2 separate regions of the Mus musculus genome follow, and region 1 is linked to region 2. The links are chromatin loops, found by intact Hi-C in ENCODE. Cell type or tissue: left cerebral cortex. All regions are shown on one strand.

What was found. Peaks named below come from ENCODE experiments on the same cell type or tissue, not always from the same donor. Only the 100,000 strongest peaks of a DNase experiment are listed, where the experiment ranks them.
Region 1: a loop joins it to region 2, with 2.5 times the contacts of the local background. A loop is called at or near these places in 3 of 42 quality-filtered maps.

The regions. Positions count from the first base shown.
Region 1 is chr7:112,820,515-112,825,514 of GRCm38, forward strand. All of the region lies in intron 2 of Tead1 (TEA domain family member 1), which reads left to right. Among named protein-coding and RNA genes, the nearest start is that of Rassf10, 130 kb to the right of the region's middle. In left cerebral cortex, a CTCF peak has its summit at 2,552; DNase peaks (open chromatin) are centred at 2,552 and 3,314; H3K27ac peaks cover 79 bases.
Region 2 is chr7:112,677,220-112,682,219 of GRCm38, forward strand. Tead1 (TEA domain family member 1) reads left to right here and starts at 2,137. Exons shown (of 13, transcript NM_009346.4): 1 at 2,137-2,507. In left cerebral cortex, a CTCF peak has its summit at 1,765; DNase peaks (open chromatin) are centred at 1,393, 1,735, 2,062, 2,824 and 1 more place; H3K4me3 peaks cover 3,059 bases; H3K27ac peaks cover 1,509 bases.

The DNA.
Region 1 (5,000 bases), 140 kb after region 2:
TCCCATTCACAGAATGGAGTCTGACCTTTCCCAAAGTTCACCTTACTATCTGGTAGAAGCATCATACTGAGACACTCAGGGAACCTGGGACCCATCTACCGTGCTTTTGTATGAAGCTAAATTAGCACTCAGTGGCGTTCATGTAAAGATCTCATTCAGTTTCAGAGAAAGGTCAGTCTTCATTCCTAAACTGAGGTAGTTGTTTGTGGTAATGGTTCCCACTTAACTCTTACGTGTTTATCTGCGTGAATGAAGTATCCATCTGTAATGGTTAATATTGGTTGTCAGCTTGACAAGATGAATCAAATCTGGACACATCTGGAGTTTCCAGATCCAGTCATTTGTTGTAGGTAGACTCAGGTGACATGTGAATGGCTCTATTCTGCGGGTTGGGGGCCCTGTACTGAATAGACGGAGGAAGCCAGTTGTGCTTCCTGGGCGCATTAGAGAGTTGGCTGACATTCCTTTCCTCCACTGCTAGACTGTACTCTTGGTTTTTTAGAGACAGGGTTTCTCTGTTAAGCCCTGGCAGTCCTGGAACTCACTTTGTAGACCAGGCTGGCCTCGAACTCAGAAATCTGCCTGTCTCCGCCTCCCAAGTGCTGGGATCAGAGGTGTGCGCCACCACCGCCCCGCTAGAGTGTACTCTTAAACTGTGGGTCCAAACAAACCCGTCATTACTTAAATTACTTTTATCAGAGCAATGAAAAGCATTGTTAATTAAATGTCTAGAGGTTGGCTGTATGCACTTGAGACACTGACTCTGTTAGAAATGGTGGTGCCCATGAACATGACCTGAATACGATCTGCATAAAGTGGCGCTCAGAATTCTGATAGTTGACAGCACAATATTCTCTTGCTGGTACCTTTGTGGTCTTCACAGGGGTTGGGGGTGTGCGCAGGAGACACTTCTTGTTTTTAAGGTGGATTGTCCAGAGATAGACATGTCTGAAAATTGAATCAGAACACTTTCCTCCTTGTGTTATTGACCATAGCCACTTGTCTGGTAGAGCCTTTTAACTTGAGAACCTGCTATGCGCGGGGATATCTGGTGGGGCGCTACCCTATCCTGTGGGACTTATAAAAGTAGGTTACTCAGAGATTTTAAAAGTTAGCTATTATGCCGTGCCTTTCTCCCACCTACATTTGCTGTGTACTGTGACATATGGGACTCTGGTTGCAGAAGGACAGAAGGCCCTTCCTCCTGTCCCGTTTGCTGCCTTCTCCACGCCTCCAACCCCAGTCAGTGGCTTCTGGTCCTCCAGTCAATGCAGCGCAGTGCTTGTGAAGGCAAGATGACTCCTGAATGAGTAGTGTGCTACCATAGATTCCTCTTCTCCAGAGCTTTCCATTCGCCCAGGAGAAGCTGGGGCGGGGGCGGGGGGGGGGGGTTTGCTGTTGGTTTTCATGCTGTTTTATAGTTTGTCTTCAAATGATACCAGATGTTAGGAGCTTCCTTCCCCAAGCCCTCTGGGTTGCTGACATGGAGAGAACACTTTGCCTTGGTTTGCACAGAAGAAAGAAAGAGGGTTATTAATTGAAGATCCCTAATAAAACGGGGACTGCTTTCCTGTCCTGTCTACGTGTGTCTTAGAGGAGAATATGTAAAAGTAGTCAGAGGGCACAGTGGCATTGAATTAGACCCATGAAGAAACTAAGACTAAAAAGGCTAGCAACTTTGCCACAAGCTGACACTGTTAATGGGAGACTTCTAGTCCGTACTTTCCTGTAATTCTCTCTTCACACGGAGGAAGAGTGTATTTTAAGGTGTATCATGAGACACAACAGATGCCAGGATTACAGATGTTAAAGGACTGTAGTCAGGGCTCAGCAGTGGTGCAGGGTGGAAAGTAACTGCTGTGGGTCCATGGGTTTGGATTTTGAGCATCCATATTAAAAACTGGGCTCAGCCACTCTTGTTTACAGTCCTAATGCTGGTGAAGCAGAGGCAGGGGGATTCTTGGAGCTGAATATGTGTGCCCCAGGCTCAGTGAGACTATATATATATTTAAAAAAACAAGGTTGAAGAAGACACCCAATGCCAACACATATACACACGGGAGGGAGGGAGGGCAAAAGCATACAGTGTATTCAGATGTCTTTTTTGTCTTTGAGTTCTGGTAAATCAGGCTGTTGCCACCCCTCAAACCATCAACTCAACTATAACACACAGAAAGAAAAACCAGACTAGTGTTAATCACAAGAGCCTATTATGCTCATATATAGCTTGTCATAACACATTATAATATTACAGCAAATACATTTAACTCATTGAAAGTCCTCAGGAGGCTCCTAACTCCTTTCAGATTGTTCTCTGAGCCTCTCCTGAGAGGTCTAGTTGCAAAGCCTTGTGAACCTGCCAGGCCACTTTTGCCAAAACCCAAGATTTAGAATCCCCCTTTAGGGGGGAAAATCACTGCACTGTTTGCTAGTACTTAAAAGTCTGTCTGGTTTTGTTAGCACCTGCAAACAGGAAGTTGAGATTTGAGGAGAAACTTTTGGCAGTATACAACAAGCTTGCTGGCAAGCGAGAGTCTCTGTTACCATGGAAACTACACTGCCACCTCCTGCTTTAATGGAGAATTGGTGGACTTCCGGAGGCACTCTTGTTCAGGCCTGTAAATCTTTCCGGAGAAATTAAGGTTGACTTTTAAGACATTTCTCCGTTCTCTACCAGGCATCTCTTACCCTCACCCAAGCTCTTCATGAACCCAAGAAACTGTGCGCTGCTTCAGTGCCTGGCAAAAGTGTCTATAGTCTGTTTCCTTTCCCTCATGTTTAAATCACGTATATTCCCACCCGTCTTTATTCCGTAAAAAGTTACTGTGCTGCCTATTATAATTATGCGGATTGAAAGATAAAGGAAGAAGGTCTGGGGCATCATGCACACTATGGTTGGAACACCTGATGCTAGAGGGTTGTTCGACCTGTAAACCTTCCCTGACTTGAACTGCTCTAAACTTTCTCTAACCCTCGGTTTCTTCTCATTCCAATGAGACACCTTAAGATAATGCCTTAGCTGTTTTTAAAGTAAACCAACCTGATTTCACTAAGCAAGTCTTTTTTTTCATCCAGGCAGATGAGAGATACTTGCAGGTTGCTTTCAGCTCCCTGGACGCCCCTCCCCCACAGCCCCACTCCTCTCCCCCCCCACCCCCCCAGCTAATTGTTTATCTGGGAGAATGCAAATGGTGGTTTTAAGTCTTCTAAGTCATCCATCATGCCTGGCAGCCTCCATTGTCTCAGTTTTGGGTTTGAGCCAAGTCAGACTCTTTCTGTTGGTAGAGGGGGTGGGGTGTGGGATTCGCTCACCAGGCTCTGCCAGATCTGTTCCTGTGGAGCTGAGCCCTGGTGTGAGTCAGGGCCCTGCAGGCATGTCCATCCTGCCTGTGCATTGGGAAAAGGAACTCAGGGCTCCTCGTTTTCTTAGGTCACATTAATAGGAAGTAGCTCCTCATTTCAAGTGGAAGAGGCGGGGCTTGCTCTCGGTGTCATAGTTCCTGTTAGCTTTTTCATTCATTTTGTGGATGTAATAAAATTCTGTTTATAGTCAGCTACAAAGTGAGTAATTGCCGTGCAGCCAATGAAATTCAATATAGGTTTGTCGCGGTTTTTTGAATTTTAATTAAACCAGTCTTCAAGTAAATGAGAAATGCTGCCGCTTTTGTTGTGACAAGTGGCATTGACAAAATATTAATCTAATGGTTTATTTGTCAGCAGCCTCCAGGGGTGTGTTTTTTTTTTTTTTTTTTTTTTTTTTTTTTTTTTTTTTTTTTAAAGATTTATTTATTTATTATATGTAAGTACACTGTAGCTGTCTTCAGACACTCCAGAAGAGGGCGTCAGATCTTGTTACAGATGGTTATGAGCCACCATGTGGTTGCTGGGATTCGAACTCCTGACCTTCGGGAGAGCAGTCGGGTGCTCTTACCCACTGAGCCATCTCACCAGCCCCTCCAGGGGTGTGTTTTGTTTGTTGTTTCAGTTTGTTCTTTCTAAAGCGCACAGGGAAGAATAAGCTCTTTAAAACTCCATGAAATGAAAACTCCATGTATGGAATATTCCATCACTGATAACTCGCCAGCCACAATTGCATGTGTCTCTTTTATGGCACGGAAAAAATTTTATGTTTTTAAACCAGATGTCCCTGTGGCTCACTTTTTTTTTTTTTTTTAAATGTCATTAGAACTGTAGCTGGGATAAATAACCAACTATTGCCTACAAAGCCTAATATTAAGGACTAACCAGCCCCAGTTCCTGTTACATCACTTCCTTTTTATCTTTATAAATTACCTTGTGGCTTAAAAATGACATCTTGGTGGTGGATGGGGGTTCTTTTTATGACTGAATTATTTAAGTTATTTTCTCTGGAGACTCTTGAACTTTAGTAAGCTAGAAAGAACGTAAACGTTTAAAAATGAATATTCTTTCTGTCAATCTCTTGCTCTCCCTCATGGGGCACGATTTGATGTTTGAAAGAGCAGTTTAATTTCAGATTCGGTTAGTTCTGAGTCCTTATTACAAAGCAGATTTTATTCAAATGGTAAAAAATCTTAACATTTTCTCATCTTTAGAGCTGGCCTAAAACACAAAGATTTAAGAGCAATCTCCTTTTGCCCAGTATTAGGAATCTGTGACAAGTAGAGTGACTACTACTTTCCCTTGTCAGTGAGTCCATCCATAAAGCCCACTAGTCACTTTGCACCAACACTTAGCCTGGCTGCTGCCTCCTCTGTCACCACTACCACCATCAGATTGTACAGGCGTAGGGGTTGTGTTTGGGGGTGCAAGAAAGACTATTGTTTCTAGACACCCAAGTATGGCCGCAGACAAACCCGCAGAGCAGCATGTCCGGGAGGGAGCATGTGTCTACTCAGAGCGCCAGATCAACCCCAATAGTTTTTCAGGGATGCTAACCCTCTTGTAACTGCCAAATTGGATTTGTCGCTGAATGAAGTATCAGCTGCTGCGGACAAGGCCATAAAAGCCAGCCGGCTGGC
Region 2 (5,000 bases):
AGAATAACCTTAGCTGAATGAGACCTAACCACTGTCTCATACAGGCGAGTCTCACCAGAAGCACACATAGGTTGTGAACTAACAGAACAAATACACATGGCATACCTGGACCACGTGGCTTCAGGGTCCTGGGCAGGAGACATCTAGTTAATCAGGTCCCCACCCCCCAGTCCCCCCCCCTTTTCTTTTTTTGTCTCCCTTCTCCTCTTCCAGAGAGGATCCAATTCTTTAGTTCAGGATTTCCTCAAACTCTCACCAATCCTCCTGCCTCAGCCTCCTGAATGCTGGGATTATATTGCTACTGTGTCCGGCTCCAGCTGAACAGGCTTCCTTGGAGAAAAGGTTTTTAGCATACATATCAAAGAATATGTGTTTTGATGGAAATAAGCTGTAGAACGTACAGGCCGAGGAGTTATAGCATATCATGATTAGCTTTGGAAGTTTGGCCAAGGATTCTTAGCTTAGTAGAAATGAGAGAACACCAAATTGTCAGGAGCAACTGGAGTCTGAAGGGTAACTGGCCTGTCATGGGCAAGATAAATACTGGTTTAGAAATGTACCCACTGGTAGGCTCGCCCTGCTACCAGACATAAAAATCTCTTATTTATTTATGTTTACAAATGTTTTACCTGCACGTGTACACCATGTTTGTGCCTGGTGCTCCTGGAACTGGAGTTACAGACTGTTGAAAGCGACCATGTGGGGAACCTGACAGGAGCCTGGTCCTCTGCAGAGCAGCAAGTGCTTTTAACTGCTTCTGGCGTTTTCTGCCCTCTGTCTTATTCGCTGGTGTTAATGGAAGGCTATCTGGAAAAGAGACATACACCTGCCAGAGTTTTAAAGGGAAAAATCGTCGTGTATTTTCTAATACTCTGCTCGGGTGTGTGAAGTTCTTACTGTCAACCTGTCACATTACTGCATAGTAACTGGAAATAATACACATTTGTACCTGATTGCGGTGGACATCTACACAGGTGAGAAATTATAGAATGTATAGAATTAAAAAAATACACAGTGATGTGTACAAGTTGATCTGGAAAATCTGCTCGAAAATTAATACCCTGGCTGGGATATAATTTTGGTTGACAGGCGTGGGGAAGAGCTGAGTGAAGCGAACAAAGAATGTCTCTGTATTACTTTTTACAACGGCATGGGAGTCTTCAATTCTCTTGACGTATAATTTTAAAAATGCATTAGAGAAAGATATTTCTGCCTTTAAAACGCACTGGTAATCGTTGTTTCCGATCAAACGCGCTCAGTGAGTCCCATTGGCTTTCCTGAGTTATGCACACTCCAGGAATCCTCGGGCACAAAACAGGCGCCATTAGTTTGTTCTGAAGCCAGAGCTGAAAGAAGGAAGTCCCGGTGCGGGAAGGGCCGGCTCCTTTCTGGGAAACTACGGACTGCTACCGGCCCAAACTGCCAGCATGTCTGTCCCAGCCTCCGTTAACTTTACCGGAGTTTCTCAAGTACTGAGGCGCCGTCCACTCCAAAAAGAGTTCAAACCTTTTATGATTGATTCTCACTTTCTCCATAAAGGGACGGCACAAAGCTGCTTTTTGCAGCCAGGCAAGACTTTATTTATTTTATTTAACCGGGTGCAGGATTTCTGTAGACTCAACTCGCAGCACGAGTGAGCTTCACTTCTAGAAAGACAGGGCAGGAGGCGGGCGAGGACTCCGTGACGCTCCAACCCGGAGTTCGCAAAGCCCAGAATTTGCGCGAGCACCCCGAACTTGGGTAAAGCGAAACGGCTAGAGGAGGAGTGGCGGGCTGGGGAAGCCGCCCACTCCGGCCTCAGTTTCCTGAAGAGCAACCTCCCTTCCAGCCTGGGAGCGTCGTTGCCTGTGCAAACCAGGAGGGGGTAAACTGAGGCACAGCAGGCGGAGGGCGCACACCCGGCATTCCTAGTATCCGGCCGCCCCGCCTCGGACCGCACAAAGCCCTGAGCCCCCGCCATCGCGCGCGGCTCGCTCCCCCGTGGGCGCCAAGTCCCGCCCCACGCGTCCCGCCCCACACCATGACGTCACCGCGGCGGCAGGCCCCGCCCCATCCAGGACCCGGCGGCATGACGTCACCGAGGCCCCACCCCTCCGGAGCGAGTTCGGTCCTGGCGTTCATTTCATTCCTGTCCTCATTCCGCACATTCTTCGCATCGCTCGCGCCGCGCCGCGCCGCCCGAGCCGAGCCGAGCCTCCGCGGCCCCGCCGCCCGCCGCGGGCGCCCCCCAGCACTTCGCACACTCGCTTCCAGCTCGCGGGGAGTCCGCGCGCCGGGGCCCGGGCCCGGGGCGGCCGCGGCGGGGCGCAGGCCATGCGCTGACCCCCCAGCGCGCAGCGTCGCCGGAGCGCGGGCAGCTGCCCCGGCGCGCCCTGCCCGTCCCGGGAGCCGGCGAGGCCGGGTTGGGGCTGCCCGGCGCGGGAGTACCGCAGGGAGTACCGGCTGGAGTAACGCGGGGGCGGCGGCCCAGCGCCCCGAAGTTTGCCGCGCCCGCTCGGGCTGCCGTGGTAAGTTGCGCGCGGGGCGGACTCGGGGGCGCGGGCTGTCTAGGCGTCACCGCGATCGGCGCTTTGTGTGCGGCTCCAAGAGGGGAGCGGCCCCGCCGCCCTGCAAGTTGGGCCGCAACCCTGCGCGGCAACAGGCGGCCCCGCTCGCCTTTCTGCGCGCCCCTCTCTCCAGCGTCCCTCTCCCGCGCACCTCGCTCCTTGCCTGGGAAGCGCCGAGTTTGGCGCGATCGCGGGTGGGAGAGCGTTCGGCGCGCAGCTTAGAGCCTGCAGCCCGGTGACTCCCCCGGCGCCCGGCCCCTTCGGGGTCCGCGCCGATCCGGGCTCCTCCTCCCGGGAGATGAAAGAGGGCTCTCTCGCTCTTGCCGCCTCTCCAGAGCTGCCGCCGCCGCCGCCGCCGCTCCAGTGCACATTCAAGTGGAAAATTTTCAGGAGTCAGCAGAAACATTGTGTCCAAAAAAGACTGAGTCGCACTTACCACCAAACCCGGGAGTAGACTCTCCCTGGAAAACTTCCCCTCGGTAGGAAATACTGGGGGATTTGTTTGTTTATTGGAGGAGATACGATCCCCAGGAGGACCCCAAAAAAAATCTGGGGACACTTTTAGCCTTTGTTCGCGAAAGCACCACTTGTTTTCAAAGTCTAGAGGCCCGTTTGAAAGAAAGTTCAACTTCTAGGAGTTTCCTTTTTCTTTTTTAATGCATTTTTTAAAATAATCAAAGCTACATTTTAAGAAGTGGGGCTCACACTTCACTTATCTTCTTCCCGTGAAAATAAAAGCCAGACTAATTTTCCTCGGTCTTAATCGTCTTCCTTTTTAAAGATTTATTTTAAGTTGAATGGTGTCACCCGTATAAAAATATTTATGAAACAATGAAATACCAGCCACCAGCGTTTCTCAGGAGGCTTGTTAAGTTCTTAGAAGCTGTCTGTGATTTACAGAAATGCAAATTGATCTCAGCGCTGGAAACTTACAGACAGATATTCCAGGAATCGGTAGTGTAGAAAGGCCGGGGTTTTAAAATAGCGCCATTTGAAAGGAGCCGAGGTCCTTGGAACAAAAAGGTCTGTAAATACGATCATATTTCAAAATAGTGAATGGAAAATATTTCAATTCCTACAGATAATGCCAAGTAACAGAATCGCAGTCTCCTTTACGCCCTGTGGCCTGGATTCGTTGTTAGTTTAGGTGGTCTGGTGGCTTAGAGTGTGCCGAGTGCCTGCAGGTGGTTCCCCGGGTGGACAGATCCTTCCCGTTAGGGAGACTCGATCTACCCGGAGCCAAGGGGTAGCTTGTCTGTGCAAGCCTGAGCTCTTGGGTGGGGGCTAATCTGCCTTGAGACTGAGGCTGGGAATAGTCCTCAGGCTGTACAGACTGTGCCAGGGGCTTCCGCCTTTCAGCGGAGTCTGCGCTTTTCTGTGAATAGCAGGATCTTTGGGCCCAAGCGCATCTGAATGCTTATAAGGGCCAGACTTAGATCCAACTTTGGTAAGAATCTTTCCTCTTTAGAAGGAAACAGTAGACCCAGTTACAGCACGACTCCGGAAAGACAAATGCGTTTAGCTGAACCTTTGTCAACAGCAAGGTTTTAAATTGATGATTTTAAGGAGGAAAGGCGTATTTTTCTAATCTCAGTATTTCCATAAATGGTCATAAGATATTTTTGTGTACTATTTCTTTGAATGTGTAACTCTGTGTCGGACTCTTAGGTTTCAGGTTTTCAACAGAGTTTGCAATTGCTTTATTTGTTGTTTGTATAAAAAATGAGCTGATAAGCTGTCTCCATTACTGAGTCTTGTTCATGTCCTTAGTAAGCCATTTTATTTTCTGTTTAATGGCAAGTATTGTTTAAATTGAAGATTTAGGGAAATATTAGAATACTTTTTATTTTTTAAAAACAAGTTTGAAACAAAGCCAGAGAGACACTTTGCCTTTATAAAAGAGTTTAAAAAAAAAAAAAAGGGCGGGCGGAGAGAAGAAGGGGAAAAAGAATCATTGTGTGAGTTCCTTCTTCCTGGGGTTCTTTATAAATTCTAGGGAACATTTTGGGGTTATTGGAGGTTTTGTACAAGCAAAGGCCAGGACTGAGCAGGACATGTATATAGTTAGTGACCTTTAATTTGAAGCTGGCAGATAATGTAGCATAGACTGACACAGACTGCACTAACTGAATGAGTAACTCGCTTGTACTGTGGTACGTACAGTGTGTGCTTCCCTTACAGCCCTGTGAAATGGTGCAGGTGGGTCTGCAGGGGTCACCTGGTGGGGAGCTGGCTTCCTGCCCCTCCTGCTTTCTCTCCCTCTCTTTGCTGTATACAGCTGGGATTATATGTTCACATAGTTGCTTTGGATTCTGGCATCTTCTGATTTGGGAAGAAGACAGAAAACTAAGAAAAAGATTATTATTATTTTTTTAAGTTCACTAGTGCATAGACTTGATTTTAGTTGGTTCTGCCAATAGGCAGAAGCAAATGTAAGAAGATACATCTTTATGG